3 separate regions of the Homo sapiens genome follow, and all the other regions are linked to region 3. The links are chromatin loops, found by intact Hi-C in ENCODE. Cell type or tissue: GM12878. All regions are shown on one strand. Each heading gives the region's core, and the rest is flanking DNA. Links, peaks and the distances in the headings are about the cores only. Region 1 overlaps ARHGEF38 (Rho guanine nucleotide exchange factor 38). Region 2 has its middle 32 kb from the start of ARHGEF38. Region 3 overlaps GSTCD (glutathione S-transferase C-terminal domain containing).

The links. A loop is a pair of places that touch in the nucleus more often than their neighbours do. Peaks named below come from ENCODE experiments on the same cell type or tissue, not always from the same donor. Only the 100,000 strongest peaks of a DNase experiment are listed, where the experiment ranks them.
Region 1: a loop joins it to region 3, with 4 times the contacts of the local background. A loop is called at or near these places in 2 of 110 quality-filtered maps.
Region 2: it touches region 3 in a loop (7-fold over the local background); 35 of 110 quality-filtered maps call a loop at or near these places.

Annotation. Positions count from the first base shown.
Region 1 is chr4:105,588,437-105,599,726 of GRCh38, reverse strand. ARHGEF38 (Rho guanine nucleotide exchange factor 38) reads right to left here. Exons shown (of 14, transcript NM_001242729.2): 2 at 10,292-10,479. Among named protein-coding and RNA genes, the nearest start is that of ARHGEF38-IT1, 32 kb to the right of the region's middle. In GM12878, for the core only: no CTCF peak of the experiment used is centred there; DNase peaks (open chromatin) are centred at 5,036 and 5,436; H3K4me3 peaks cover 602 bases; H3K27ac peaks cover 1,621 bases.
Region 2 is chr4:105,514,628-105,525,917 of GRCh38, reverse strand. No RefSeq gene overlaps it. Among named protein-coding and RNA genes, the nearest start is that of ARHGEF38, 32 kb to the left of the region's middle. In GM12878, for the core only: a CTCF peak has its summit at 4,898 (motif pointing left); a DNase peak (open chromatin) is centred at 4,877.
Region 3 is chr4:105,709,630-105,720,919 of GRCh38, reverse strand. GSTCD (glutathione S-transferase C-terminal domain containing) reads right to left here. Exons shown (of 12, transcript NM_001370181.1): 2 at 2,881-3,327; 3 at 1,393-1,860. The coding sequence starts at 3,306. Among named protein-coding and RNA genes, the nearest start is that of GSTCD, 6.5 kb to the right of the region's middle. In GM12878, for the core only: a CTCF peak has its summit at 5,048 (motif pointing right); a DNase peak (open chromatin) is centred at 6,491; H3K4me3 peaks cover 602 bases; H3K27ac peaks cover 1,311 bases.

The DNA of each region.
Region 1 (11,290 bases), core at 3,158-8,157, 120 kb after region 3:
CAGTGTTATTGTTTGGAGTCCAGGATTTATCGCCCTGTACTGATATGCATGGCTATTTTGACCTATGCCTGAATAAAGCTGTCTCAACATTGCTGGCATTTCATTAGAGAGGTTTATGGCAATATTATAATAATCACAGCCGCTGAAATTTTGTCGCTTATTCTACACATGCACAAAAAAAAGCAAATTAAAATTGTGGTTTATGCATCATCTCCATTCTGGGAAGTAAAGTAATGAGCACAAGATCATCTTGCCCAGGCTGAGGGATGACTTTTCTGGATATTAAAACAGATCCGCTTAACACATCTATGTTTTTCAATTCTGGGCATCCCAAATCCTGCACTGAATTGGGAAATGCATTCATTTTTATCCTCACTTGGTCCAGCAGATTCTGATCGATCTGGACTATAGATTATAAAAATTAGAGAGCACTGAAGCTGTCCTAAAAAGGAGCTTAGGAGGTGCTTATAAATGTAACAACAAGGAGGACAGTTTCTATCATAAAACTACAGTACAAGGATAAAAATGAATGCCTCATTTTTTTGAGTTGAGACTTTCTGAACAAGCAAAGATAAGAGATTTCCTTCCCATAAAAAGAAAATTCACATACTAGAATATTGATGTATCACTTTCATACCCAACTAAATCTGAATCCAATATGACAGCAAACTATGTGTTTTCCAGGTTGACAAAACAGAAACGTCCCTCCAGGGGAAAATGGGAAAGTAAGTGAAGTGTGATGACTCAGTGTCAGTACTTGAGAAAGAGGCCAGTTAGATATTATGTATTAACACAGTCACATTGTGGCTGGCAACACTGTGACTTTTATTTTTAAATTTAACATTTCACATTTTTAACCTCCAACACATAGGAACTGCCCTTATTAACACACTTACATAAAATCAAGAAAAATTTTATTGAGTTTTTTTTTTCTGACTTTATGAGACCTCAGGTATCTGGCCTTATTATGGAGAAACAATGGCCCAGACTATATAATAAATGCTAGGATTCCACAGAAAGTGTGAAAATCAAGTCTTTGATTAAAAAAAAAATGGAGTTCTAACCTGGTCATACAGATTACAGGATTTTTTGTTGTAATGTATCTTATTCTTCATGAAAATCGGTATTTGTAAAGGATTGAAGAATATTTGTATTGATAGTTAAAGCAGACTTCCAGCAAGAGTATAACATTTTCAAGTCAGCACCTTAGTTCAGAAAGGCCAATACAAAGTAGAATGAGAAAGGCAGGTATATTTCTTTTGAGTCATTTCTCCCAGCATCTTAATTATACTTGGCAGGAATTGCTCTGGTTTTCTCAGATTTTTATTTAATGTAGTGAACAAAATCCCTGTTTTTCTCTGGCTTTTAGGGCATCTTTTACTTTGGAATTATCAGCCTGGTTTGGATATCTGTACTCACTAAAGTCTGTGAGGTCTTGTGACTGAGGAGTTTGACCTCAGGAACTGCCTTACTCTACAGTGGGTGGGGCTGGATCGAATAGGAGATGGAAGTGGAGAAAGGGACTTGGCTTTTTCATCAGTTTGTTTTACAGTTTACATGGATTTCTGGTGTTTCAAGCATAGCGTGAGAAACAGCCAAGATACATAGGAGGTTGTTTTATACATCATAAAATTTCTTCCAAACAACCGAATGTGTACCCTTATTCTTAAACGTAGTCTCTACCCCTCTGAAAACACAATATATTAAAAAAAAAATTGGAAAGTTTGGGAGAGTAAACAAGGTAAAGGATCAGAGGAAAAATTTTATCCTTACATGTAAAATTTTACATGTGTATTTAAAAGGATAATTTAAAGAGAGAAAGGGAGGAAGATAGAGAAAATAAGGGCATTATGTTTTTAATTAAAGTTCTTATTTTGAATTAACTGTAGATTCACATGCAGTTGTAAAAAAAATTGAAACAGAGAGATCCATGTACCCTTTACCAAGTTTCCCCCAAGGCTAACATCCTGCAAAACAATAGAATGTGTGCATTGGATTTTGATGTTGTGGGGTAGAACATATTATAAATGGCATAAGGCAATTGTTTGCATAAATAAGACATGTCTGTGAGAAATCAATACCTTAACTCCACTGAGTTCAGGGCAATTTCATGGAAGAGACAGAGTTTTAGAGAGTAGCCAACTTTAAGAAAGTTGTGGTCAGTGAGCCAAGATGAAATGTGTTTTCAGGCCCAGACTACAATCAGAAAATTCTGGAAGTGAACAGAGATGGGAAGGGTAGCTGGGTGATTTAAAAAGAAAGAGAGAGAGAATTCCATGGTTGCCTATTAAGCAAAAATGAAAGACCATTCTTCCTGGAAACAGTAAATGTCTTTTAGTGAAGGTGACAGCTGGAGAAAACAATTTTGACAAGAGTCCTCTGTGACCATCGAAAATTCATTCCCAAAGATATTTGCTTACATCTGGTTTCTTCTATTTGTTATGTGGGCAAAATTTTAGCAAATAACTTTGAGAAGCTTCATTTATCTATCTATCCACCTATCTATCTAGGAAAACTGGCTATATTTTGATAATTACTAGATAAAATATTTTTGCCTTGGTCCTTTTATCTTGTATTTCAGTGAGCTACTGTAACAGTAATTCTGTCCTCTGCTCAATGAAAGTAGCAAAATTTCATTACATTTCATTGTCTGAATTCCTGTTATGGACAAGTTGGGGGTCTGAGGAGCTGGGCTGGGAGAGAAGGGTGGTGAGAGTATTCAGATAGAACTGAGGGTCATCTCAGAGAGTGCATCTAGGCAGTGACACTAAAATTTAGAGCCGAGTAAGCAGTGCATCAGGGCTGCTGCAGAGCCGCTATGCACTGTATAATTTCTGGGAGTGCTGTTCCACAGCAAGGCAGCCAGGGGCTGGATATAGAGGTAGAACCTAGCTTTGAGGTGTCATGACGGTCACCAGGGATGCCCAACCAGCTAAAAACATCGGAAGAGAGGGCAGGATATGGAACTCAGGAAGATTCCCATGACGTGCTGAAGCTGCAGTTCCTGTTGTATAGGACGGCAATGGGCTCACTCTGGTGAAGGAAGAGCCATGAAAAACACAGCAAAGGGATATACAAGTTTCACTGAATACTTTAGCAGTAAATATAGCTTAAAATGCATAGGAAGTCAATGGGACTTTGGCTATCTCTTTATTATATATAAATTTTCATTGTATTATGGTCTTTGAACAGTATTTTTATTATTATAGTACATCTATATTCCCCTCCTCCCTGTCTCCTTTCAGGGATACTTGGATCTATACTGTGTTCTCAGGGAGTTGGTGAGCCCTCCTCACACGCAGCCTTCTCTGACAGGGTTGGTATGATGGCTGACGCTACAGCAACTTGGTTTGGGGTGGGGGGCACAAGCAGGAAGCTGAATGCCTGAGCCCTGGAGTGCCTTCCCTCCCTTGCTCCTTTGAAAAAGCGGCCAGCTAAGAATTTTCCCTCCCTAACTCCCTCTCTTTTGTGTTTCCCTATCCCAGGGCTTTCCTCACCCACTTTGGACCCTGAGGGAGAGATTTTGTAGGATGTCACACAGAACCATTGCTCAATATACTCCCCACCATCCTGACATTGAAACAGCCCACTGCTAACCTAGGTATGACTGATAACACTGGTAATAGGCACCATTTTACATTCAAGGACTCTGAATTGAGAGAGAGCATGAACATCAAATTTATGGTCCCTTATTTTAATAAGTTTTTTTAAATTTTCAATTTCATATTTGTTATTTGTGGCTGAAAATAAAATGTGTAAATATATAGTTGTCATCAGGGGAAAATATTCCATAATGGCATACAGTCAACCCTCTGAATCCTTGAGTTCCATGTCTATGGAATCAGTCCTCTGTGGATCAAGAATATTTTTTAAAATGCATCTGTATTGAACAGACTCTCTTTCTTATCATTATTCCCTAAACAATATAGTATAACAACAATTTAGATGGCATTTACATTGTATTAGGTACCATAAATAATCTAGAGATGATTTAAAGTATACAGTAGGATGTGTGTAGGTTATGTGTAAATGTAACCATTGCATTTTACGTCAGACACTTAAGCTTCCATGTATTTTGGTATTCTTGGTGGATCCTGGAGCCAGTGCCCCGTAGATACTGAGGGACAACTGTGTATGGTATAATTCCTATTCCAGAAAATATTTCAGTATGTTTGTATAAACAATAAGCCAAAATAATTATTGTGCTTATTTCTAAGTGGCAAGACTACAGGTGATTATTTTCCTCTATATATTTTTTCTAGTGAAAATTATTTATATAATGTTGCCATATAGTATATCAAAATTTTAACAGAAAATTCCAACTGAATTCCTGTCAATACAAAATTATATATATTTTAAACCATTTTTTAGAAAACACAAATTTTTGAGCATAAGGCACATGATTAAACCAAATATGAGTAAATTCAAAATAAATACACATAACTTTCTTGTTATAGAAATAAAATCTACCAAGTGTGCATTCAAACACATACACTTGAAATATCATTGGATGGGTAAAAAGATGCTGGTAATGGAGTTTGCCTCTAGGGGAGGAAACCGAGTAGCTGAGGAATTCTATAGCCCCCTTGAGATCTTTGGTAGATTTGCACTATGTGAATTTTAGCAACTGAAAATAATTAAAAAACAAAGAAAAATAAAAATAAGTACAGTACTCAAATTCCTCCAGCTATTCCTTTCAATCACTTTTTGCCCTTTCCATTGTTAGATTAGTCTACTCTAGTTTGATTTACTTTGACTTATAGCCAAAAACATAGAGTATCTCTCACTGCCCTGTTTGGATAATAAATAACTAGAACCTGTTTTCCCACTAAATGTTTCAACACTAACTGATGTGGATAACGTTTGCCTTCTTTGCAAAACCTCTCACAGTGCTGCTATTAAAGAAGATGTGTAACTGCTGAGTTTGATGTATTATCAGTTCGGTAAAGGTCTGACATAGAAAAGCCTTGAAGTTAAGATTAAAGTTTACAGCACGATTGTCACAGAACAGTTGTCAGTCAAGGGCTAGATCTAATCACTCATTTGTACACTGATTCACTCATACAAGGTGACTCAGTTAAGCCAGGAACTTCTGGTACTTTCCTCAGTTTTCAACTTCCTTCATCCAATTTTCACTTAAATAAAATGACTTGTTTTGTTTTGTTTTTACTGGGAGTGGTCTGAGTTTGATTTTGTATAGAGAAAAGATGATGAATCCGATGATACCCAAATTCTCTCCTAGCTTAACCTGTAGTTGTAAAATATTTATGTTGCCCCAGGTTTAGCTAAGCTTGGTTTACAGATTATTGCTATAGTTATCTGAAAACTGTATGTGTTAATCTACACATTTTGACAGTGATGACAGGTGGTTTGTGCTCAAAGACACTGGTAGTTAAATGTCCAGAAGGGAAGTGAGAACAGGAAAGAACTAACGAACATTGAAAAGGTAGTGAACTGAATGAACTGGTGGTGTCAACTAACTACCTCAGCACTCATATAAACGCTGATAAGAGTCATATGAGTACCCGAACATTTATTTACTTAATCAAAGGTTAAAAGTTTTGAGAAGTGGGAAAAAGGCAGATCTGACATGAGAATTCTGAGAACCTTAAGAGAATTGCTATTACCTTAGTGGAGAGAACTAATAGAATGAAATTAAAGTCCACAATGAGGAAGGCAGAGAGCAGACAGCATTGAAAGATAGCTAAATAACAAGGTCAAAGTGTGAAAAATCAACAACCTATAAACAATTCAAATAAAACAACCTAGAAAATGTGAGTTAGAATTTTGAGAATTGTAATTCACAGTATTGAGAGCAAAAGCCAAATGTGCCAAATAAACGACCATAAATGTTACCATAATGGAAAAGTTTTACCTGGCATGGTCTAAGACACCAATTCTGAGAACTGCTTATAAGAGTTTCATAGGAAGCCAAAAACAAGTAAAGAAAAATAACAAAAAGTAAAAGCACAAAAAAGAATTGGAGAAAATATATAAGAATACAGCTATCAATGACATTCATTTTAGCGGGGCTAGTTTGACTCACCAATGTAGCAGATTATTTAAATTGGCAACATTTTCATATAAGGTAAACTTAGTCCATTTGATACAAATGTGGACTAAGAATTCAAAGAAAGACTTTTCTTGTATATTTGATGTTTTTGTCTGTCTGTTTATTTGTTTCTTCTGGAGACAGGGTCTTGCTCTGTCTCTCAGGCTGCAGTACAGTGGCGTGATCATGGCTCACTGCAGCCTCAACCTCCTGGGCTCAAGTGATCCTCCCACCTCAGCCTCCTGAGTAGCCTGGACTACAGAAGCAAGCCACTACACTTGGCTGTTTTTTTTTAAATAGGGATGAGGTCTCCCTATGCTGCCCAGGCTGGTCTCGAACTCCTGGCCTCAAGCAATCCTCCTGGTTGTGCTGATCTTTCCAAAGTGCTGGGATTACAGGTGTGAGCCACTGCAACTGGGCGTGTTTTTTACTGTTTTTTATATTGATCATTAGCCAATCGCAGGGACAGATTTTTGATAAATTGTGCTTATTTTGAAACATGTTTTAGTCACAAATGTTCTTATACCTAGTAAATATTTTATATTTAATTTTAAAATAGACAATGAATATAGATGATTCCTTTAGGATCGAGGAAAACAATTTTTTTGGTTTGTTTGTGTTTGATTTTGGTTTTTAAGATAGTAGATAATAGTGCTATGAATGATTCCATAAGGAGGGTAAACTAATTATTCAGGAGAGAGAAAGGACACAGACTGGAGTAAAACCTTTCAGTCTGAGGGGATAGAATCCACTGCACTAGCAGAGAGAGGTCATCCTTCATTAGAAGCGGGAACCATTGCTTCCGGTAATAGGAGGAAGCCAACTTATATAGGTAGAGATGCAGTAAGTTGGTAGATTTGGTGTTGGGAGTGTGCACATCTTATTGTTTCTAGTTTCTTTATGAAATGATGGAAAAGGGCATAAGCTGAGAGAAGAAAAAGGGGTGTTTGACATGTGAGGAAAAGAATGTGAGAGAATCTCCTCAGAAACATTACTGGGGGCCCCAGTAGAAAGTGGTCATGAATTTTATAAGAGATTAATTCTGCTGCACAGGTAAAGGTGTGAAGTAGACGAAAAATTGAACTTCACTCGAGTAAGTTGTTGCAGGGAAGTAAATGGAAAGAAAGAGAGAAAAAGGAATTGAGGTCGTGTGCAAGGAGCGATTATAATGAAGGACCCATAGAAATTAAAGCATCTTTGGGCCCGATGAAGAGAGAAATGGTAGTAATGTCCATAGTTTGGAGGTCTCGGTGCCATCAGAAGGTTGTCAGAAATCGTACCAGTGGGAGTAGGCTTGGGCATCAGAGAATAGTAAGCTTGAAATTCTGATTTTGAGGGGATGAAGTTGTTGGTAATGGCAAGTTCTAGGTTATGACCCTGGCGTGAGTGGCTGAATGGGATTGAGGAAAGATTGTTGGATATGAAAAAGTGAAAGAACTGAGAGGCCCGAATGTTGCATGGGTTATTTGCATGAATATTGAAATTACCTAAAAAAGATGTCAGAATTAAGGAGGAGAGCGAGAGAGTGAGAATACATAGACACAGTGGGCTAGGTTCCAAATTTTTCAAAGAATAAGAGTTGACAGGGAGGACTGTACCATAAGGAAAGGTAGTGACAGAGTCTGATGCTATGTGCATTTAAAATCAACATTTGAATAAGTATGTAAATGAACATGTTAGTAACCATTGATATCTGCCAGAATAGCAGTTATATCAAATACATCTGGTTTATATGTTAATAAAATAAAGAAAACACAGCAGAAAACATTTATATACGTAGCAATGACACTAAAGAGCAAATTTTTATCACGACCATCAATATTACTTCTACTCTTACATCATGAATAAGAAATTTCCAGGTTTTCAGAAAGTGTCTGGTAATTCTGGCGTGGGAACTGTGGGGGATTAAATGAGAATGCTAATGAAGTGCCTGGAGCAAGATCTGACATATAGTAAGCATTAAATAAAAGTCATGAGGCAAACTGAAGATGACTTCCTGTGTAAGAAAAGGCTTCCATGCCTTCTTTGCTACTCCTCTTTATACATTGTCTTAGACCAAAAAACAATTTTTGTGTCAGAAGTGCCTTGACCTATACTGGTTTTCCCTAATATGTAGGCCAGATGGTTTTTTAAAAAATATTTCTGAGGCCGGGCATGGTGGCTCACGCCTGTAATCCCAGCACTTTGGGAGGCCAAGTCGGGTGGATCACAAGGTCAGGAGATGGAGACCACCCTGGCTAACACTGTGAAACCCCGTCTCTACTAAATATACAGAAAAATTAGCCGGGTGTGGTGGCAGTCACCTGTAGTCCCAGCTACTCGGGAGGCTGAGGCAGGAGAATGGCATGAACCCGGGAGGCGGAGCTTGCAGTGAGCAGAGACAGCGCCACTGCACTCCAGCCTGGGTGACAGAGCGAGACTCTGTCACAAAACAAAACAAAACAAAAAAATCTGAGAAGAGTACTGTGTTAAGAAATATAAAATCTGCTCCTGAATGTTGTAAATAGTTGGGGGCATGACAGGCTAGCAATGCTTTTATAATCATGGGTAATATTAAAATATGTCTCAGAATCAATAAAGTTGGATATATTTGACTAAACATGGCAAAAACAAAATAAACATACATCTTAAACAAGGTTAGAAACCAAAAGACTTACCAGAAAAATTATTTGCAACATGTGGGATGGAAAAAGAATAACTCTAATACACAGAAAGTTCTTATAAAATAATAAGAAAAATATTAAACCATCATTTTTTAAAACAGCAAAAAACATGGATATGAATAACAGAAAAGGCCAATGAATATATGAGAAGATATTTATCAGAAGGAATCAAAAGAACATTTATGAAATCAACAAGTCTCAGCATTAAAGAGGATGCAGAGAAAATGCTCTCTGAATCATTATTAATAGGAATGAATATTAAAATCATATTGACTTTCTGTTTGGCAGTTGTCCATTTTATTCAAAATCTTAAATATGCATACCCTTTGACCTAACAATTAATTTCTAGGAATTTATTCTAAGGATATAAGGAAACAAACATCCAAAACATCTCAACCACTGTAATAGTAGACAGATATTGAAAAATATTAGTACTCATAAAAAGATACATGTAACAGATTTATGGATGAAACAAGTATGTTACAAGATATTATTTGTAGTTTTGATCACATTTATGTAAAAATATATGTGCTTGTATATGTATATGTAAGTGTTCAAATAGATGTCTGAGGGGATATGTCTGATTGTGTTAATGGTAATTTTCTTTGACCGTGGAATTTCTGATCATTTTCACTTTCTAGCTTCTGTTTTTCTATATTGTTTGATTTGTGTATTTACAACCCTAATGATGAGTTATCACTCCTTGGAGTCTTTGCCCTTGTATTCCACTTTGCCTGGACCATTCTGTTACCTCCTTCAGTTCTCTGCTCAATGTCCTCCACTGGAAAAGTCTTCATTTGCCACTCTATTTGAAATAGAATGACCACTCGTTTGTCCCCATCTCTCTCTCTCTCTCTTTCTTTCTTTCTTTTTTTTCTTTCTTTCCTTCCTTCCTTCCTTCCTTCCTTCCTTCCTTCCTTCCTTCCTTCCTTCCTTCTTTCTTTCTTTTTCTTTCTTTCTCTCTTTTTTTTTTTGAGACAGAGTCTCACTCTGTTGCCCAGGCTGCAGTGCAATGGCGCGATTTGGCTCATTGCAACCTCTGTCTCCCGGGTTCAAGCAATTCTCTTGCCTCAGCTTCCCAAGTAGCTGGGATTACAGGCGTGTGCCACCATGCCCAGCTAATTTTTTGTATTTTGTAATTTTGTAGAGATGAGGTTTCACCATGTTGGCCAGGCTGGTCTTGAAATCCGAACCTCAGGTGATCCTCCCACCTCAGCCTCCCAAAGTGCTGGGTTACAGGCATGAGCCACAGCACCCGGCCTTGTCCCCTTATTTCATTCCTTTTCCCTGCTTTAGTTTCCTCAGCCATACTTCACACCATATAACATATCTTAATTTTGTTTGCTTATTTATTTATTGTGTATTGTCTGACTCCTCCTTTTCTGCACTAGAAAGTGAACTCCACAAGGGCAGGACTTTGTTTTGTACTAAACTGTAACCCCAGAGCTGAGAACAGTGCTGTTTTGGGGAGAAAGGCACATCATCCCATTGATACACCTGAGTGCTTCAATTTCATGGTGCTAGTGATCCTATTTATGATATGGGAGAGAAAAAAAAATCTCAAATATATATTTACCTTTTTATTTCTCAGGGGCTGAACCACTTCCCTAACACACAGCTCTAGATCATTGAGATAATCCTTTTCTGTCTGTATCAGCTCCTTAATGATCTTTTCCCGCTTTGCCATCATCCTCTTCATATGATGCTCTTCCTCTGGGGTTAAGGTCTCAGCTACAGAACACTCACCCTGTGGAGTCATCTTTTCTGTTAAATGAAAACATATACAGGTGAGGCATTCTGCTGAGGTTTCTTTTTCCTTCATTACAAACAACGCCTTCGAAGGACTTTGTTAACAAGGAAAAAGGCTGAAGGTATCCTCATGATGTTTTCTTAGGAAGTGATATATGGACATTCCCCTACAAAACTATAAGCAAGAAGAAAAGTGGGAGCGAACTTCCTCTAACAAGTGAGTTAAATGATACTCAATTATCGTGGCTTCTTTAAAATATCCCATTGTTGTAGCTTAGCCTATAAAGCCGGTATTCAGCCTGGAGATCAAATGTATAAAAAAAACAGTTCACAACTTCCGTTCACATTTGCTTTTAAATCAAGGGAAGAATTTTAATTAGTAAATGAAATGCCTTTAATTAGTAAATGAAAATGAATTTTGTCACTGCTATTAAAAACAATTACCTCTCATTCTCAGTGGGTAATATCCAAATCTCAATGAAATGGAAAACAATTGCATGATTGGAGTTTTTCTTTTCAATTCACTATCAGAATCCATGAGGAGTGAAGAAGTGGTGGATTAAATAAATTTCAACTGAAATTTTTCATGGTTCATCTTTTATACCAAGCATATCTTGTTATTTCAAAATTCTTGAACTGTCGAACAGAAAGTTTTAATTTAAAAAGTCACAGTACTGGGGAGATAATGAGATAAATGGGAAGCCTCACACATAGCAAAAGTTTATATGAAGTATTCAAGTAAGAAAGCTAAGTATCTTCAAGGACGAGCTCCCCAGAGCAATGTAAAATTTTGGAAGCCACAAACCAGACCACAGACCATGAAATC
Region 2 (11,290 bases), core at 2,260-7,259, 190 kb after region 3:
TTCAAATCAAGAAGCTGCACAAATAGTGAGAAAACTTGGAAAGAAATTATTTTTCAAGAGATATGAACAGAAATTAATGACTAGTAGACCAACTTAAAAACAGGTGATTCATAAAATCAATCTATTTATTAAAAGATAAATAAAAATACATTATCAAATAAAACTAATCAAAAGAATAAAGAAGCCACAAATAAATAATTTTAAGAAAAATGAAAAGAATGAATGTTTGAAAAGTCACAAGACAGCACCTTGAACAACTTTGTGTCAATAAATTTGAAAATGTTTAAATTTCATTTTTTCTAGAAAATATAAATTATCCAAATTGATTCAAGAAAAAATATGATATAAAAAAGCCAATAACCATTAAAAATTACATCAGCAGTCAAAAATTTCTCCCTTAAAATTGAAACCATACAAAATTAGTTTTATAAGTGATTTTTCAACCAAGTCTATGAGAAAAAAGATATTCTAGATCTTATTTTTAAAACTTTCCAAAAAGAGTAGACAAAGAAAGAAAATTATCTGCTTACAAAATCTAAGGACAGAACCAGAAAAGTACTGAGCAGTTTCACTTATGAACATAAATGAAAAATTCTCAAATAAAATATTAGAAAATAAATGTCACCAGTATATAACATAACACGTCATGACCAAGTAGTGTTTTCTGAGGAATAAAGTGATATTTCAACATCAAGAAATTATCAATATAGTCCACCTCATTAACATACGAAAAGGAGAAAAAGCAAAAAAAAGTTAATCAATGCAGAAAACGTATTTATTGCACTACTCATTTATGCTAAATTATTATTATTATTTATTTATTTATATATATATTTTTGAGACGGAGTCTCGCTCTATTGCCCAGGCTGGAGTGCAGTGGTGCTATCTCCGCTCACTGCAAGCTCCACCTCCCAGGTTCACGCCATTCTCCTGCCTCAGCCTCCCAAGTAGCTGGGACTACAGGCGCCTGCCACCATGCCCGGCTAATTTTTTGTGCTAAATTATTTTTTAGAAACCAGAATTAGAAGAAAACTTCTTTAACTTACTTGAAAAGGTATTTACCAAAAACTCCACAAACACCTTAATTAATGGTAAAATTTTATAAGCATTTTCTTTAATATAAAGAACATCAGAAAAATTATCCAAAACTTAGAATTGGGCAAAAAAGAATACCAGGTGTTCTTTCGGCACAGTTCTGGGTTTGCACCTTTAGTTAATTTTTCTATTGACCGTGCTGTTTTACAGTCTGTAAATACAGAGATTAACTTGCAGATATTTGTCTAGTACAGATGAAAATAATTTCTCTTTAGTGAAAGATACAACCTCAAAGTAAGGTTTATTGCTCTGTAGGGTATTAACCAGTTTTGTATTTAACCCAGCAATCTTATCCTAAAGTTCCTTTATTAAATTGCCTATATTTACTGCCTTAGCTCTAAAGGATTTTGTGTGTGTGTGTGTGTGTGTGTGTGTGTGTGTGTGTGTGTGTTTGAGACAGGGTCTGGCTGTGTCGCCCAGGCTGGAGTGCAGTGGCACCCTCACGACTCACTGCAGCCTCAACCTGCCAGGCTCAGGCTGATCCTCCCACCTCAGCTTTCCTAGTAGCTGGGACTACAGGCGCACACTACCACACCCAGCTAATTTTTGTATTTTTTGTAGAGATGAGTTTTTACCATGTTGCCCAGGCTGGTCTCAAATTCCCGGACTCAATTCAGGATCCGCCTGCCTTGGCTTCTTAAAGTGTTGAGATAATAGACATGAGCCACTGCGACGGGCCTGAAGTATTTTTTGAACTCATTTTAACATGTTCTTGGTTCTCCCATTAATTAATCAATTGAACAAAATCCTTGACACATACCCATTTTATATTTGCATGAGTCATGATTTTACCTTTTGTCAAGTACACTTAAACAAGAACAAGTGAAAGATATCTGTTAACACTGCTTCAATTCATCATATAATAAAAGACCTAAATAAAGTAAAATAAATAAGATGTGTGTGTAAGGATTAGAATAGAAGAGAAATAAAGTTGTGACCGTCAGATGATATGGTTGTCTACATAGAAAATCTAAGAATTTAAAAGACAACCATTAAAGCAATTAAGATAATTCAGCTAACTTGCTGAATACAAGGCCAATATAAAAGAATTGATAGCTTGCCTAAGAACTTAGCAACGATGGTCATAAAAAGTAACTTGAAAAGATACAATTTACAAAACCAACAACAACCAAAAATGTACCTAGGAATAAATCTAATAGAAGGTGTTCACAATCTTTTTGGAAAAAAGTACAAAATTTTATTGAAAGATATGACAGAAGACCTAACTAAATTACAAGACATATTATACCCATAAATAGAAATATTCAATACCAGAAAAGTGTCTATTTTCTGAACTAATCTGTAAATTAAATGAAATTTCATTAAAATCCCAGCAATATATTTTTATGGAAATTGATTGTTTTAAAAAAGTTATATAGGAGAGTAAAGTATTGTGAATAGTTAAGACCATTTTAAAGACTTGTCTTACCATATATCAACAGGATACCATAATATTTACAGGACAATGTGATATTGGTTCATAGACAAATAGATAAGTGGAATAGAATAGGAAGCCCAGAAACAGAGGGAAGTGTACAAGAAATGTGGTGTATCGTAGAGAAAGCTTTACAAATTAACAGAGGAAAGGGTGGGCGCGGTGGCTGCTGTACTATAGCCTGGGCGACAGAGCAAGACCCTTTCTCAAAAACAAATAAACAAACAAAAAAACAAATTAACGGAGAAAAGTGTTGATGTGATTGATTTATTATATGAAAAAGATTTCCCTGATTTACACCTTAAGCAAAATAAATTTCATATGGATTAAAGATTTAAATGTGAAAAATGAAACTTAAAATTTTTAGATTAAAAAATGAGAATACTTTTACTATATTGGGGTAGGGAAGGATGTTTTAACTAAACCCCCCAAAAAGAAAAGACTATTTTGTAGTGAACTTCTAATAGTAAAAGTTTAAGTCATCATAAACATAACTGTAAGATAATTGTCAGACAGGGAAAAGTAATTCACAACATAAAAAAGAGATTTATATCAAATATATGATGAATTATTACAGACAAATTAGAAAAATGATTTAGAAGTCAACCACACCCCCTCTACCCCAAATAGGCAATGGATATGAGCAGGCAAATCACAAAAATAGAAAGCGTAATGATGAGTAAGTACCTAACAGGATAATAATGTCACTAGTAATCTGGGCAAAAAAAAAATGAAAATGAAGAATCATTTCATACCTATCAGATTAGTGAGATGTAAAAATTAATAATACCAAGTATTAAGCAGTGATGTGGACCAGTGATTACTTTTTTAGATTGTGGTGGAAGTATAAATTGGTGCAACCACTTTGGAAAGCAATTTTGTAATACACAAAAATTTCAAAATTTGCAGCCGTTTTTTGAAACAAGAGAGTTTGGCAATATCCAGTATATTTGATAATGTGCATATCCTATGACCATCAATTTCTTGCTTAGTCCTATTATTGTAGAAAAGCTCTCATCAGATACATAAAGATGTCCATTTGATGCATTGTTTGTAATAGTGAAAACTAGAACCAATGCAAATCTCCACTAACAGGTAACTGAAAACGTTAGACATGGTATCTTCCTATGATGCAAAACAACACAGCATTTAAAATGAATAAGCAAAAGCCATGTGAATTTACATTGATAAATGTCAGGAACACATAGGTTGACTGTATAAAATAAGTTTCCAAGTATTAAGTAGAGTATAATTCCATTTGCACATATTTTGGAAACCAGACAAAACAATATTATTTTAAAAATCTAGCCAGCCTATATGGCAGATAACGATAATATTTGGTTTTGGATTCAAAGAGAGGGAACTAGGATTGGGGTGTCCAACTTGATATGCAGTGTAAACATTTATTCATTGTTGGTGTTTCATGCATGCCTCTATGTGCTTTTCTGTATTTATAGTTTTAAAAGAAAACAAATGAATTAAGGAAAATAGTGCATAATAAACGGAAGTTAAGAAATCAAATACACAGCCATAAAAAAAAGAACAAAATCATGTCCTTTGCAGCAACATGAATGCAGCTGGAGGCCATTATTCTAAGTAAATTTATTCAGAAATAGAAAATTAAATACTGCATGTTCTCACTTATAAGTGAAAGCTAAACACTGGGTATACATGGACACGAATATGGAAACAATAGATACTGGGTACTCCAAAAGTAAGGAGGGAGCCAGGTAAGTGTTGAAAAACCTTGGATACTATGTTCCATACTTGTGTGATGGGATCATTACAAGCCCAGACCTCAAAGCATTGTGCAATATACCCATGTAACAAACCTGCACATGTACCTCCTAAATCTGCAAAAACAAAAACAAAAAAACAGTAACAATTCTATCATATAGTAACATTACAAAAAAGAAATCAAATAGCATAATGCTCCTTGATGGCATAGTTTCTTCTCAGACTTTTGGCAAATAGCTAAGGTATCTAGATTCCATTGGACATTGTATTGGGTGTATGGATTGTCTACGAGATAGATACAATTCTGGCTGAAACTCTGAAGAGAACACAGACAAGTTAAATGATAATCACAATAGCATAAAAAGAAAAAGTCAACATGAAGAAGTATACAGCATTAATGCAGTTATATAAGAGAACCACTGTATTGAGTAGAATGCCTCTGGATGTAACAGAAACTAGCTTAAACAATTATAGGAATTTATTGGTTTGAATAACTGGCAAGTTTAAAGATAGATCAGGATAGGTTTGATTCAACAGCTAAAAATCATCATCCACTAGCAAATTTCTTTCCCCTTCTAAATTCTCCAATCCATGGGGGTCAGCTCAGTAAGGATCTACTGTTGGCTCCCTCTTGTGGTGTCGGGTGATTACCAAATTATCACAGTTACATGTTTTTCCTGTGCATGACCAGGGAGAGAGACAAGAGAGGCTGTTTTGGAAGAAATAAGTACAATTCTTTCTTTAGCAGCCTCCAGCAGATTTTTTTCCCAAAGCCTTGATACTGCTGTATTCCCAACACTGGGCAAAGTGAAGACTCTTAATTAAGATCTGCTCAATTGACCTGCATCTCCACCTATGATCAGCTCATAAAACACTCAGCGGAATATCAAAAAGCCCAATGTTTGTAAGGAACAAAATGCTTTTGTCTTTATAAATATTACCAAATATTTATTAATATTTAGTTCACCTGTTTTCGAAATTTGCAGCATTTTTCTTCTGAAAGTATTGTCTTGAGTTCTCAGATGTCGTTTTTTAATACAGTCAGCCCTTTGTATCTGCGTGTTCCATGTCCACGAATTCAACTAACCATGAATAAAAACTATTGGAAAAAAATACAACAAAAAATTTAAAAATATTTTCAAAACCAATTTAGAATAACAACTATTTACAGAATATTTACATTGTACTAGGTATTATAAGTAATCTAGAGATGATTTAATGTATACAGATGGATATGTTCAGATTACTTGCAAATACTATGTCATTTTATACCAGGGACTTGAGCATAATTAGATTTTGGCATCTACGCTGTTTCTGGAAGGAATCCTCTGTGGATCTTGAGGGACAACTGTTTTTCTCTATTCTGAAAGTTATAATCACAAATTATAGAATACGTAACTATGTTACTTAGTATGTATAATGTTGTGCTGGGCGTGGTGGCTCACGCCTGTAATCCCAGCACTTTGGGAAGCCAAGGCGGGCGGCTCCTGAGGTCAGGAGTTTGAGACCAGCCTGACCAATATGGAGAAACCCCATCTCCACTAAAAATACAAAAATTAGCTGGGCATGGTGGCACGTGCCTGTAATCTCAGCTACTTGGGAGGCTGAGGCAGCAGAATCGCTTGAACCCGGGAGGAGGAGCTTGCAGTGAGCCGAGATCACGCCACTGCACTCCAGCCTGGGCCACAGAGCGAGACTCCGTCTCAAACAAACAAACAAACAAACAAAAAACATCATTAGCCGGGTGTGGTGGCGCATGCCTGTAATCCCAGCTACTCGGGAGGCTGAGGCAGGGGAATCGCTTGAACCCGGGAGACGGAGGTTGCGGTGAGCGAGATCGCTGCACTCCAGTCTGGGCAACAAGAGCCAAACTCCGTCTTAAAAGAAAAAAAGAAAAAGAAATGTATAATGATGTAACAGGAAATAAGTGTGTAAGAATGATTATTTTTATCTTGAATATAAAATCATAACTAAGGAACAATAAAAGAGTAAAAAGTAGGGGTAAATATGGATAAATAATTCGTAAATTGATAAAATTCTACATAGCCTTGATATAAAAACCAGAAACTATAAAAAAAGATAAATTCAGCTATCTCCGAAATTAAAATAGAGTACATAAAACTATACTCTAAAGAAGGTGGATATAGAAACAATGAACTAGGAATTAATATTCATAATACACGTGATTTATGGGTTAATTGCTGTAAATTATAAGAAATATTACAATATAAAATAACTACAGGAAATAAAAATGGCAAGAGTCATAAAACATAATCCACAGAAAAATGCAAATAACTAACAAATATGTGAAAAGATGCTACATCTGACTACTAATGAAAAAATATAAATTCAAGCAGTGAGATATTTTTCTTAGAAAATATTAAAACGATGAGCCTAGTGATGAAAACATTCCATTCTAGTGTAAACATTACATTCTACAATGCAAGTTAGCATAACTTTATGGAAAGCAGTTTGGAAATATCTATTTAAAATAAAATTACATTCAAAATTAAAATATTGATGATTTTCAAGTCAAAAATTCTATTTCTAAGAATTTTTCCTGAGAAAAAGTTGCACAAATGCAGAAAGATTTATCTACGTAAGTAGTCATTGCAACTCTGTTTTCATAGCAAAAATTAGAAACCACTCAATTGTTCATCAATTGTGAGCCAATTAAAAAACATACCTATCTATGGAAATTACACAATTATTAAAATAATAAGTTATATCTATACCTGCTGACAAAGAAAGATAACTACCGAAATGATAAAAGTTGCCAAACTATATACTACCTGATCACATTTTTTTAAAATACATCATCTAGGTATTTGAATGTGTATTTTAAAAACTCAGAAGAATGTACATCATAGGAAAATCTGTAATTATCTCTTGGGGGTGGGATTATGAAAAAGTAACACTTTTTATGTAAACATTCTACGTTGTTTAAATATTTTACAATGGGCATGTAACACTTTTGTTACCAGAAGGATATCTAATTTTACATATTTGAATGTATAATTTTTATATTATAATGTTTTCTATTATATTATAAATATAATTTTTACAACTTCTAAATGAAGGGGTAAAAGCAATAGAAATGGAATATTGAAGTATGATGATTATTTTGAGATGGTGAATGGCAGGAGACCATGACATTCTAGGGAGCTTATAACATCAGCACTTGGTACAGCACATTTTGCTTTGTAGGTACAAAAATGCTTACTGATGATTCTCAAAATGTATAAAAGATCATCGCCAATCAGCTTCTGAGGTTTTCTCTGATTATTAACAGTGATCCATTTTGCTTTTATAAAGTAAAATGTTCTATCTAATGATAGTTATAGCAGACAGCCAAAACTACCTGGCTATGAAAAAAAAACTTCCCTTCTCTTTGTCCTATTTTATCATTTATTTACTAAGTAAGGCTAAGGATCTAAAGATAAGTAATAGTGAATATGCCTTTAAGGAACTTGAATTCCAATGAGAAGCCAACCCAATAATAAAGAAACAGAAGATAGGTATTAATACATTGAAATAAAGTGATAGTTAAGTCAGAGTTGAAATAGGATTCTGTGCTTAGAAATTAAGCTGGTCTCCCTGTATTTAATGGTAGATATTACATTTTACTTTTAGGTAGATTTTTACTCTGTGATAAAATACGTAAGATACTCTGTGATAAAATATATAAGTTAGGGTGAATATAGTTTGGGAAATTGGCATTTGGGATGCTTCATGGAGAGCTCAGAAAGACAATATTGTACAGCAAGAGTCCCCAAGCTTTTTACAGTCCCCAGCCTTTTTGGTACCAAGGACTGGTTTCACGGAAGACAGTTTTTCCATGGACTAGGACAGAGAGATGGTTTTGAGTTATTCAAGTGCACTTGGTTATTCAAGTGCATTATATTTATAGTACACTTTATTTCTATTATTACTACATTGTAATATATAATGAAATAATTATACAACTCACCATCTTGTGGAATCGGTGGGATCCCTGAGCTTGTTTTCTTGCAACTAGATGGTCCCATCTAGGGGTGGTGGGAGATAGTGACAGATCATCAGGCATTAGATTATCATAAAGAACATGCAACCTGGATCCTTTGCATGCACAGTTCATAATAGGGTCTGTGCTCCTATGAGAGGCTAATGCCACCACTGATCTTACAGGTGGTGGAGTTCAGGCCCTAATGTGAGCAATGAGGAGTGGTTGCAAATACAGATGAAGTTACTCACCCACCACTCACCTCCTGCTGTGTGGCCTGGTTCTAATTAGGCTACAGAACCGTACAAGGGGATGGGGCCAGTACCATTGCCTGGGGGTTGGGGACCCCTGTTGTACAGAGTACAACAATTAGGAGGCCCAATTATAGGATTAGCAGAGGGAATCACCCTGAGTGGCAAATATCCAAATCACCATGAGGTGGCCCAGTACATAACATGGCCACAGAGTGTAGTTGATGCTGTAAAGTTCCATGGATCCAGCTATTCTGACACAGCAGTATTTTTAAGGAAAAAATATCTGAGCCTAGATATAAGCTAAAAAGTGGTAAGCTGGGTGCGCAACATTGACCCTATGAGGCCTTGCCATCAGTGTATGTCAAATTGACAGAACAAGTCTTCAAATGATGGCATCATGAGCTAATAAGAAGAAACAGCATGAGTGCATGAGATGTAGATTAAATAAATCTCTAGAGTATCTGGACAATGAGGGATAAGAGAGGATAATAGACATATTCTCAAATAGGTGAGGTGGCTCATGTCTGTAATCTTAGTACTTTGGGAGGCTGAGGTGTGAAGATCACTTAAAGCCAGGAGTTTGAAACCAGCCTGGGCAACATAGCAAGACCCTGTATCTACCAAAAAAGTTTTTAAAAAATTAGCTGGGCGCCCAGTCATGGTGGCTTATGCCTGTAATCCCAGCACTTTGGGTGGCCGAGGTAGGTGGATCACTTGAGGTCAGGAGTTCAAGACCAGCCTGGCCAACATGGTGAAACCTCATCTCTACTAAAAATACAAAAATTAGCCAGGTGTGGTGGTGCTCACCTGTAATCCCAGCTAGTCAGGAGGCTGAGACACAAGAGTCGCTTGAACCTGAGAGGTGGAGTTTGCAGTGAGCTGAGATTGTGCCACTGCACTCCAGCCTGAGCAACAGAGCAAGACTCCATCTCACACACACACACACACACACACACACACACACACACGCAAATTAGCTGGACATGGTGGCATGTACCTGTAGTCCCAGCTACTCAGGAGGGTGAGGCAGGAGGATTGCTTAAGCCCAGTCATTCAAGGCTGCAGTGGGCTATGACCACACCACTTCATTCCAGCCTGGGTGACAGAGCAAGACCCTGCCTCTAAAAAAATTAAAAGAAAATAAAAATAAAAATAAAAGGCAGCAAATGGATACCTGGGGAATAAGAAGATAGCAGTGGAGTGAAATAGTTTTGGATTAGAGTTGGGAAATTTAAGACTCTAAATATTGCTTTCTTCATTATCATTATGCCAATTTTAAAAGACAAGGGAATAAAGCAGAAGAAAGAACTTCAGAGCTTGAAGACAAGGTTTTCAAATTAACCCAATCCAACAAAGACCAAGAAAAAAGAGTAAGAAAAAAGTGAACAAAGCCTCCAAGAAGTTTGGGATAATGTTAAATGACCAAACCTAAGAATAATCAGAGTTTCTGAGAAGGAAGAGAAATCTACAAGTTTGGAAAACATATTTGGGGGAATAATCGAGGAAAACTTCCCCAGCCTTGTTAGAGATTAGACATCCAAATACAAGAAGCTCAAGGAACACCTGGGAAATTTATTGCAAAAAGATCATCACCTAGGCACATTGTCATCAGGTTATCTAAAGTCAAAATGAAGAAAAGAATCTTAAGAGCTGTAAGGCAAAAGCATCAGGCAACCTATAAAGGAAAACCTATCAGATTAACAACAGATTTCTCAGCAGAAACCCACCAAGCTAGAAGAGATTGGGGCCCTATCTTCAGCCGCCTTAAACAAAACAATTATCAGCCAAGAATTTTATATCCAGTGAAACTAAGCTTCATAAATGAAGGAAAGATACAGTCTTCTTCAGACAAAAAAATGCTGAGAGAATTCGCCACTACCAAGCCACCACTACAAGAACTGCTAAAAGGAGCTCTAAATCTTGAAACAAGTCATGGAAACACATCGAAAGCATAAGTCTCACAGGACCTATAAAACAAAAATACACTTAAAAAAAAAGCAAGTTATACAGGCAACAAATAGCATGATGAATGGAATGGTACCTCACATCTCAATACTAATGTTGAAATGTAAATGGCCTAAATGCTCCACTTAAAAGATACAGATCGCAGAATGGGTAAGAATTTGCCAACCCAACTATCTGCTGCCTTCAAGAGACTCACCTAATACAAAGGACTCACATAAAGTGTGGAAAAAAGACATTCCATACAAATGGACACCAAAAGTGAGCAGAAGTAGCTATTCTTATATCAGACAAAACAAACTTTAAAGCAACAACAATTAAAAAAGACAAATAGGGACATTATACAATGACAAAAGACTTGTCCAACAGAAAAATGTCAGAATCCTAAATATATATGCACCTAACACTGGAGCGCCCAAGTTTATAAAACAATTACTACTGGACCTAAGTAATGGACCTAAGAATTACTTATAAGTAATTCCCTATAATTCCTTATAAGAATTACTTATAAGCAATTCCCTATAAGAATTCACTTATAAGTAACAATTACTATTGGACCTAAGACAATAACATAATAATAGTGGGGGACTACAATACTCCACTGACAGCACTAGACAGGTCACCAAGAAAGAAAGTCAACAAAGAAACAATGGATTTAAACTATACCCTGGAATAAATGGACTTAACAGATATTTAACAGAACATTCTACCCAACAAACACAGAATATACATTCTATTCTCGAATGCATGGAACTTTCTACAAGATAGACCATATGATAGGCCACAAAACAAGTCTCAATAAATTTAAGAAGATTGAAATTATAC
Region 3 (11,290 bases), core at 2,404-7,403:
GTATTCAAATAATTTTAATAAATTTCTTCAATAAAGGAATGGATATGCCACTTTCATTCAATTCTGGTGAAACTGGAAACACAGTTATCCAAAGAAGTCAAGAAGACAGAAGACCAAGTACTTCATAATGTATCAAATGACTGCTCTAATGACGGAACTTGGTAATAGAAGAGAGGGATCATGGAGAAGAGAACCTAGGAATCATCTGACTAGGAAAAAATTTAAAAATCAATGTCTTCTTCCCACTCAACTCCATGGACTCTGTGAAGACATATGACATCTGGCATTTAAAATAGCAATCAACATCTAAACAATTCCTGGATCTCTCTCTTTTTATATTGTTTTGGTTGCCAAATTTGGTTCAATTTTGAGGAAAAGAGAAATGTTCTTTAAGAAAATGACAATTGATGAATACTGCCGAGTTTACTTGTGAAGCAAAGCCTTCAAATACATAGATTTTCGATAGCAGTCTCTTCTGTCCATAGAGATACCTGAATTGTTGGTGATATATAATGAGAATGAAATCTAATATCTGATTCCTTAGTAGGGAAAAGGGGGAAATGCTTCCAAGAAAAAAACCCAAACAAAAGCAAAAAGCAATGCAGCTCTTGAAAACCAATTGGAAGGCTGCAGAGAGCTAAGCTTCCTATGTTCACTCTGGTATTATTTTCACCCTGTTCTTTTTTCCTCCACAGAGGGAATGTGTGTGTGCACACGTGTGTGCGTGTGTGAGTGTGTGTATGTAAGACAGACAGAGAGAGAGAGAGAGAGATCTTCCTACTCAGAAAACGTTCTATCTATTCTCCCCCAGCACATAATAACAGAGCCAGCTACTTTACTCTCAGAGAGAACAGAGAAAAGCACACAGGTCAGAATAAAATATTTTCAGTTTGATAATACCTAACATAAGATTAATTTAAGTGACTAACAATTCATTATAAAATTTAGCTGACAAGATTTTTAGTTTTTTTTTTTTTAACTGCACCCTCTAATAGTAGACGTCCAACGGAGTATCCATTGCACCACAGAGCCGACTTGGACCTTCTACTATTAGAAAGTAATCACAACAGAAACTTGAAATTAATAATAACAATTGTTAACATTTTAGCAACTTCACATTAAAAGTCATAGTAATTACTAACTTTGATTGAGAGCTTACTATGTGCCAAGCACTGTTCTCCATACTTCACACAAACTTTAATTTGTTCCTTACATTTTTCCTTTTAGATAGGTACTATTATTATCACCATTTTACAGATAAGAAAATGGAGAAAGATATTAATAACTTTCCTAGCAGCATATTGACAATAAAAAGTAAAACAGAAATTCAAACCTAGGCAATTTCATAGACTGAAACTCATAGTAATGTGTACAGTCCAGATGAAACCTTACCAAGAAATGATGGATACAGGGCAAGAGCACAATATCTGCCAGAGTGAAGTAAAGCCCTTCTGCAAACACATGCTCCAGAGGTGGAAGGTCGGAGGCTTTTGCTTTTCTGATGTGAGAAGGCTCTCTGTTGGTAGTAGCTGGTTCTTCCTGTACTGTGAGCTTTGAGAATGCCACTTTCAGTTCCAGACTCTTGGATGAAGAATCCAACCCTTCAGATGTTTCCTGTGTGTGGACCTTGCTCTTTGCCTTTCCCTTAGTAAGGGGAGGCCCAACTCCATCAGCCTTCTGTTGCTTGAGCTTCTGCCTGCGGAGTTTATCATCATTATGCACTCTAACAGGCTCACTAAGCTTTTTCTCTAGCTGTAGTATTTCTACAGGTATAGTTGGGGGCTGGTCAGAAGATTCTCTGAGAAAATTCTCAATAGCCAAAGGGATGGTGAGTTCACATAGCCTGGTCCACTGACTAACCTACAAAACAAAAACAAAACAAGAAATGAAAAGATTTTTTAATTTCAATATAACTTTAGAAAAAATAACTGTCTTATTGGGAAATAAGTTTTGAGCTCAATCATCCCTGGGCTAGGCTTTTATGTTGTATCAGGAGACACATCACAGTGCTTCAGAAGTAAAAACATTAAGCAAAAGAAGTTTAGCATTCCTGTATTCCCCTTACTAAATAAATCATTACTTCCCAAAGCCTTTACAATATACCTCCCCTGTCCTACCCTCCTCCTAGCCCCCACAATAAGCAGGGCTTCCAAAGCATTGCTATTTGAGCTCCTATTTATATGTAAACATTCCATTTAAAAATCAACATAACTAAAATAAAGAAAAAAGAGTTATTTTCTAAAAATGTCTCCAAACTTTATAAATTAAGACTTAAATTCTTATTTTTCAATACTGCACTGAAATATTGACACACGTAAAGGGTATATTAGCCCATTTGCATTGCTGTAAAGGAATAGGTGAGGCTGAGTAATTTATAAAGGAAAGAGGTTTATTTGGCTCATGGTTCTGCAGGCTATATAAGAAGCATCTGCTTCTGATCAGGACCTCAGGAAGCTTTTAGTCATGGTAGAAGGCAAAGGGAGTGCAGGCATGTCACATGGGGAGAGAGGGTGCAAGAGAGAGCAAGGAAGAGGTACCAGGCGCTTTTCAACAGCTAGATCTCTCATGAACTAATAGAGCAAGAACTCACTCATTACCCCAGTGAGAGCACCAAGCCATTTACGAGGCATCTGCCCCCACGACCCAAACACCTCCTACCAGGTCCCACCTCCAACAACATTGGGGATCACATTTCAACATGAAATTTGGAGGGGATAAATATTCAAACTATATCAAAGGGCTACTTTATTTCATTGGTTACTGGGGTTTTTTAAAATAAATAAACTTTTATTCCTAATAGGAAGTTAAAATATTAAATGGTCAGGTAATTATGTTATCACTGTGTAGCTTCAAATAACAGAAAAAAGACATTATACTTACTTCAGCACAGGCTTTCAAGCAAGTCTTTTTAAAGCCCAGAAGTTCCAAAAGTTCCTTCTTTAAGGGGTCTGCTTCATAGGATTTCTGGATTATGTGTCTCAATACAACAGCAAGTCCTGCTCTACAAAAATTGTCTGATCGTTCTACTACTGCAGGCAAACAGCAATTTTGGACTATTGGTGGGAGCTCCTGCCTTGAAATAATCTGTATTTCAACATCCTGGATCAGGTCATCTCTTAGTAGTGAACTATCTCTACTCACCTCTTTGGTGACAACTAAGCAAATTTTAAAGATTTTACAGTCACAGTAAGATAACAGAAATAAAGTTACAGATGTATGAAGAGGAAAGATGCATCCTTCTGTTTGGTGAGAAAAGTCCAGGTACAGGTATTCTTCTTCTGTAAGACTTTTCTTTATGGCTTTCATTTTCTTCTTTCATTGGGTCACCTAAAGTATAAATTGAAGTGATTATGGTCTTAGAATATAATCATTTAGAAGCTAAAATAAAAGATGAATGTTTCAAAAGCCTGTTCTAGAAATCAGTAAAAATTTGCAGTAGATAATAATGCTATAAGGTTTGTTTCTGAAGACTGACTAAATGACTTCCAAAAGAAAAAAATTCCACCCTGTGCAATTAACTAGCATTAGAGGAAATATTACACCCAGCTCCTTTAAAATGAGCAAACCCCAGTGCTTTGCAATAGAGCCCTCCCAATCAAGTATTTTGGGGTCTCACTATATGTGAGAACAGGAGATAAATAGAAGGGGAAATAAATTAACCAAAAATACTGAGAGCTGTCTGGGGATAATATCCTTGAGAAGTTTTGACAGTGCTGGTCCTTCCATACTGCTTCTTTTTTACGACCCTACAAAATAATAGGGAGGGGATATTCGTTCTTTCAGGAGAAGTGGATTCTCCTCAAGTAAGTGATAGCTGCTGAGTGCTGAATCATAATATAAAAATATTTAAATTTCCCCATAACATGGATACTGATAGCTATCTTAAAGTTAACCTGTCCAAAATCCAGTTCCTTATTCTCTCCCACCCCTCAAACCTGCTCCTTATGTGTCTTCCCATCTCAGGTTACACCATTCTTTTCCTTCACACCCCCATAACCAAACCCTCCAAGGTCTTCCCACCCTCCTTAGAGAAAAGCCAAAGTTTCTGCAACAGCCTACAAAAATCTCCTTGATCTAATCCTCCTTTATGTCTCAGAGTTTGTCTCATTAACTTTCTTCATTGCTCACTGCTCCAGCCAAAGTAGATTGTTATTCCTCTAAAACAGCCATCTCCAACATTCTTGGCACCACGGACCAGTTTCATGAAAGACAGTTTTTCCATGGGAGGTTGGTGGGGGGATGGGGATGGTTTCCAGATGAAACTGTTTCACCTCAGATCATCAGGCATTAGATTCTCATAAGGAGAGTGCAACCTAGATCCCTCCTGCGTGCAGTTAAGAGGGTTGGAGCTCCTATGAGAATCTGATGCCGCTGCTGATCTGACAGGAGGCGCCATTCAGGCAGTAATGCTGGCTCACCTGCCACTCACCTCCCACTTTGAGGTGGGGTTCCTAACAGGCCACAGATGGATACTAGTCCTGGGCCCAGGGGTTGGGGACCCTTGCTAAAACACTAGGTACATTCTCACATCAGGGCCTTTGCATTTGGTGTTTCCAGTACCTAGAACACTTCCTCACTTCCTTCAGGTATTTATTTATTCAATGGCAACTTCTTACTGAGATCCTCCCTGACTACTCAATTTAAATCACAAACCCCAATCCCCACGCTCCCTGAAAAAAACCTTTCTATTTCCATCTATGTTTTTTCTTCCTAGCGCTTATTGCTATGGTGATATACTATATGTTATTATTTGTCTCCTCTAACTAGAATGTTCCATGAGTAAAAATTTTTTGTTCACTGCTTTATAGGTTTATTATATATATAAGCAAGCAGTATTTGACAAATGAAAGCAGAGATAAATATACATACTGGTTAAAGGTGCAAACACACACAGTCTTGAGGTCAGATTCTTCATGGCTATTTTCAAGTCATATTCCTTAAGGTTTTTATCAATTGTCCTGTCTTTTTATGTTTATACATTTCCCGGGTCAAAAATTCCTAATGTTCTAATACATAAATTACAATTCCAAAACTGACACTAGATGGCACTCTTTAAAAGTATTCACCATGGAAATACGTACCAGAAACATGACATATTAGAAGGAAAATTACTTTAAAAGCTGTTAAAAAGTACACATGCACCTCTTGTCTTTTAAGTGTATTCAAAATGTTAGTGTACACTTAATTTTAGAAAACCTTCATCATACTAAATTTTCTTTAATATTTTAAATCCCTTTTTTAAAAAAATCTGAAACAAGACCTAAACACTTTAAGCTTCTTAGTTCTTCATTTTTTAAAACTAAGGAACTTGTAATCCATTATAAAAAATAAATATAGTCAGTAAAGTATTATCTAAGTTTCTTAATAATACAAATAATCACTACTGCTTTATTTTATATTTCTTCTATTAAAATATAACAGATATATACCATGATTTGTTACTTCTTAAAAGATTATCTGGGGGAAAATTATTTTATATACTGTAAAAGCAACAACTTTTTAACTTACAGATGCCATTTTCTCCCTGAGCTTATTTTTTAAAAATTTTTGTCACTGAGAGATAATTTTAAAACAAAAAGGTATTTATTAAAGATCAAAGTTCAAAGAGTTTTTTTATAAAGCTGAATAGAGCTCTGGAAATATTTTCATTATTAATATAACACCTTTATGCTATAAGTCCTTAAAAACAGTCAAACAAAGTGAGATCTGTAACAACACTAGGGCAAAAAGGACCAACCACACTTTCCAGGAATTAACAGTCTTTTTGAGGAGTTTGCTCTGGACTCACTCTCCTGACAGTAGGAGAGTAAAAAGAAGACTCACCCCTAAGTGTTTCAAGAAAGCAGTTTTGAAAGAAAACATGACTGATTTCATCATTTGCCCAACAGTCTAAAAAATAGTAATTACGAGGCTCATCCTAACACTTTTTAAAAAACTGGAAACAAAGCCATGCTATTTAATAGCTTTTAAGATATGTAGAAATATTCTTTTAAAAAGTATGCCTATATTTGCCACGTTGTAAGGCACATAAGAATATGAAAATAGGATTTTAGACATATTCTATAAACTCTTCTCACTGTTAGCACTTAATAAAATGCTAAATGTCAGCAAAACAGAATAGCAATAACCTGCCCATGGTGATATCTAAAAATTAATGAGATGCCTGAGAGAAAATGCAACAAAGTACTGTTGATTCTTAACGTATTTTTTTTAATATAGATGTTGGTTTTCCCCCTGGGAGATTAAAAATGTTACTTAATGATCTTAGAATAAAAAAAAAAATTACTCTCCTTGAATAATGTCTCCCTATTATGTACTAATATAATTTTTAAAATAAATATTAAATATTTGTAAACCTGTACAAATGTGATGTTTTTGGCTTGCACTGTGCCTTTTTAGAGAGTAGAACCAGTATTTGCTCCAAGTATGCAAATATCACAGGCAAAAAAAAAAAAATCCTTCCTCTTTTTTCTTTTCTAGCTTCAGAATGCCTTAGTTCGCTAATTTTCTGTCACGAGCTTTAAGAAGGTAGGTACTATAGAATCAACTTCTGTCTCCAGGGCTTCTGCGGCACAGCTCTTGTTACTCCATATTACATTCCTGCCAAGCACAGAAATAGAGTAATTTACTCTTTCTCAGCTTTGACAGGTGCCACTCTGCAGAGAGGGAGTGAGAAAGTAGCAGACAAAACCACAAACTTCAGGATATTAAATAGAGTGTGCATCTCTTTCCTGGACGTGCCAATTTGCTTGGGAATCTTGCCGAATGAATAAATGGGTAAAAAGAAAAGATTATGTCTTTGATTTCATTACTCAGGAATGTTCTAATATATTTTTAAATGGTGGAATTAGTCATAGGTTTAATATTTAGGCATTCAGATCTGGTTTTTTTTTTTCACTTTCATTCTAATGAATATATCTTAGCCTTGATAAAACACAGAGAATGAGAGATAAACAGTAAACATATTAAAAACAAGCATACTTCTCCACAGTCCAGAAAAAATAAAGCTTGAAAATTTTGTGATCAAAATTCAAGTCAAGATCTATGGCATTATGTATACATAACATTATATATTAGATAAATTATATATTATATAATGAAGACCAAAAAGTGCATAACTGCTGCAAATGATTAACCTGTGTTTTGTTTTTTGTTTTTTCAAATAAGTTATCTTTGTGACTACAATTTGATAGGAGCTCAACAAATGTTAGGTAAATAAAGTTTTAAATATTACATACATTTTATTGTCCACCTACTATGTGCTAAGCACACAGAACATGTGCATTACTTCTAATGCTCACAATCCTTAAAAGTATTTTATTTCCATTATAGAGATGAGAATTGTACATCAGTCCAAAAGTATTAATTAAATTCATAAAAGATCTTATTTAGAGACATTTAAGAATAGGTATTGTTCTAATATAACAGTACTATTTATAAATAAAATTTCATAAATTGAAGCAATTTTACCAAAGTGAAAATTGTCAGATATTATGTTATTCTAAGCAAGTATGCTGGTTTCAGTAATCCTTGATATAAACTTCCATTCCAAAGGCTGGGTTATTTGACAAGTTTCTGCACTGGATTAAATTCTTTGGCAATTCTTTCCTGATTCCTTTCATTGGCTACTCTGCAGATGTCTCAGTGACCCACAGCTCAGTGTTTTGCTCTCTGCTCAATCCACACTCCATCCTTCGAATACTGGCTTTCAAACTTTTGAGCATGCCACACAATTAGGTATATATTTTATAATGTAACACACAATACACTGAATAAAATAGAAACAAAAATGTCATGAAGCAATACTTATCCTACAATATGGGATAAATCTGATATTTTTTACTCTGTGCTTGTTTTTTTAAATGCTGGTTGTTACTCATTACATTGATTTCCTGACTCATTAATGGGGCACAACTCACAATATGACAGCACTGTTCTGGGTGATCTCCAGTGCCATAGCTTTAAATATGATCTGACTCTTACATGTATATCCCAGCCGTATCTTCTCCTCTAACTCCAGACTACTATATTCTACTTGACATCTCCATGTGGATGTTTTTCTAAACCTGCTCCCCTTCCCTTCGTGTTCTACTTCCTGGTAAAATGGCAACACCAATTACCCAGATGCTTAGGCCAAAAACTCAAAAGTCCCACTCAACTTCTTTTTTTCTCTCTCTCATACCCTGCCATCTCTACCTTTGAAGTATATGCTAAATCCAACTCCTCAGCACCTCTACCACTACCACCTTAATCTAAGTCATCGCCAGTGCTTACAAGGACTACTGCAAAAGCCTATTAACTATTTTCCTCCACTTTCCATAAAACAGTCCATTCTCCAACAACAGGGTGATCCTTAAAAACATAAATCAGATGTCTCGTGCTCAAAACCATCCAATGGCTCTTCAGCACACTCAAAATAAAATCCAAATTTCCTATTATGGCCTATAGGCCTACTGTGACCCTAGCTATCCCTTTCTGACCTCATCTCTTATCCTTCTTCACTCCCTTCCAGCCATAGCTGTCCTTGCTGTTTTTGGAAGGTGCCACTTGAGAATATTTGTACTTGCTATTGCTTTGCCTAGAATGCTTTTCTCCAAGAGATTCACAGGGCTTGCTCCCTCATTTCATTGATTTTTCTGCATAAATATTAACTCAGAACAGCCTCTCCTGACTGCCTGAATTGAAAAAGCACACCCTAGCCTCTTACCTAGCTTCCCTTTTTCTTCATAGCTCTTATCACCTAACACTATAACATCTCCAGTGCTTAATGAACTGAAACTTTAGTTCAAGGAATGAATGTACATATATGAATGTCAGAAATCACTGTCTGAGAGTATTATTAATAACTTTAGTCTTGGTACAATGTGTATCTCATTCTTCATGACACCATTCTTTCTTTTCCAAATTAATAACTCTATTTTAAGGACCAACTAAGTATAAATTAAAATGAAGAAATAAGATCACCTTTGTGAGGTGAATCGGGAAAAGTATAAATGGAATCTAACCAAACTCATAAATAAAGCAAGCACAGAAGTTTTTATGTATACTTATATCCAGGGCAAAGGAACTAAGAATCTTAACTAGATTCCATACATGTGCCTAGCAAGAATATTTATAAAACAAGAATTATAAAGTAATAGATTAGAGCCGAGACTGTTGAGCCAGACCACCTGGGTGCAAATATACTGGTTCTGATTCTTAGTAGCTATAAAAAACTTTTCTGCATATCTGTTTCCTCACTTATATAATAAAATGGAGACAATAATAACTGTACCTACCATGTAGTGTGCCATACAGAAAAAAGCTTGTCACATATTAAGTCCTTAAATAAATACTAGCTACTATTATTTCTTTATAATTTATAACCAAATTCCTTATCAACTGGCACTATTAAAATATGCAAACCTTGATGGGCAAAACCCAAATTATGGTTTATATTTTCAAGCTTCTTTCCATGAAAGGTAAAGGATTTATATTGATTGAAAAGTTTTTCCCAACCAAATACTGAAAAAAAACATATTTGTTACTGAGGCTGAAAGCCAGGGAATCATGAAATGGTAAAATATAAACGTGAAACCCTTAATCCATGTGCATATCAACCTATTGTACAAAATAAGAAGTTCAACACAGTTTATAAGTATGAAAAATCACAAACACTTACTTTTCTTAAAGATTAAAATTTAAACCTGCCTAAATTCTCTCCTACATCATATGTTCAACATTTTGAATTTTATAACTTATCTTGTGTTTTATGCTTTTCATAAAACAACAGTATTTGGCTGAAAATTGTACCCTATTTTATTACAATAATATAGATTTAACCAAAACAAAACAAAACAAAAAAACATGCCCCTCAACAGATAGATAGCAGCCAATTACCTTAAATATTTAGGGTCAAAAACGATAAGAAAAACACTGAGATTTTTTCAAGCTCATTAAATACGTAATATGGGATGCAGTTAAGTCCTAGAGAACAAAAGCCAGTGATTAAAATTAGCTGTTTTCTTATCTGGTAAAGAAGTAGGAAAAGTTTTTAAGTGAAAAGCTTACAGTAACCTTAGCCACAAACGAAGTGTGTAATCTCTCTGGAGAATCAGGGAATCATCTGTTGCCATGGAGTCATAATGCCTTCAGCTAAACCCGACCTCATAATTAACAGTGATCGACAGCGCAAATGGCTAACATGTTACCAAGTATGAAATAAAATTACTGAATTTTCACAGCAAACAATACCTGTGCTTGTTTTAATCTAAATGGTTTCAATATCTGCATTCCAAGTATTTATTCTTTGTTAGAAAAGCTAATTGGATACTCAGTATTTATTTTTATTTAAAAATCACAGATGATGAAACAAAAGCTACAAGTAAAACAAGTTTAAAAAAACAAAAACAGGCCGGGCGCGGTGGCTCACGCCTGTAATCCCACCACTTTGGGAAGCCGAGGCGGGCGGATCATTTGAGGTCAGGAGTTTGAGACCAGCCTGGCCAACATGGTGAAACCCCTCCTCGACTGAAAAAAAAAAAAAAAAAAAAGGAGCCGAGTGTGATTGTGGGCGCCTGTAATCCCAACTACTCGGGAGGCTGAGGCAGGAGAATTGCTTGAGCCCGGGAGGCGGATGTTGCCATTGCAATCCATCCCCAGGCGACAGAGCAGGACTCCAGCTCAAAAAAAAAAAAAAAAAAAAAAATTGATGGGCCCACTACTACAGAAGCTCAAGTTTGAGCTGTGTTTAAATTAAAGCAAAAACACGTAGAAGTGCAAAGTATATAAAATAAAAAGAAATGATGATTCTCAAATCTCATTGACCTTTTCAGTCTTATTTTTGAAGTGAGACCTCACAAAACGATACTTTCAGGTGTAATACAAACACAATTTTTAGTAATGAGTGTGCTTAAAGCAATCCTCTCAGTGGTGTATGCTCCCCATCAGGCAGTTAAAAAAAAAGAAAAAAAAACCCGCATAGCTTAATGTTTATTAAATATGACAGCGAATCACTTAGTTGTGTTATAACAGTTTATTATCATGGATTTAAATGACTATGTTTACATGTTTAAAATTATCACATCACTAGTTCTTGCTAGCTTTTGCATTTTCTCCTGTAAACATTGTTTTTACAGATAAGCTTAGGTAAAATAGAAATACACCACCTTCTTTATCAATAATGTAGCACACAATATATTACTAAAGCTGGCATTTTCTTGATATTCAAGAATTTATGACAAGGAATGGGATCCTGGCATTAAGAATAAAGGGGAAAAAAACAAGTCATCTCATCCCAAAACCAGGTAGA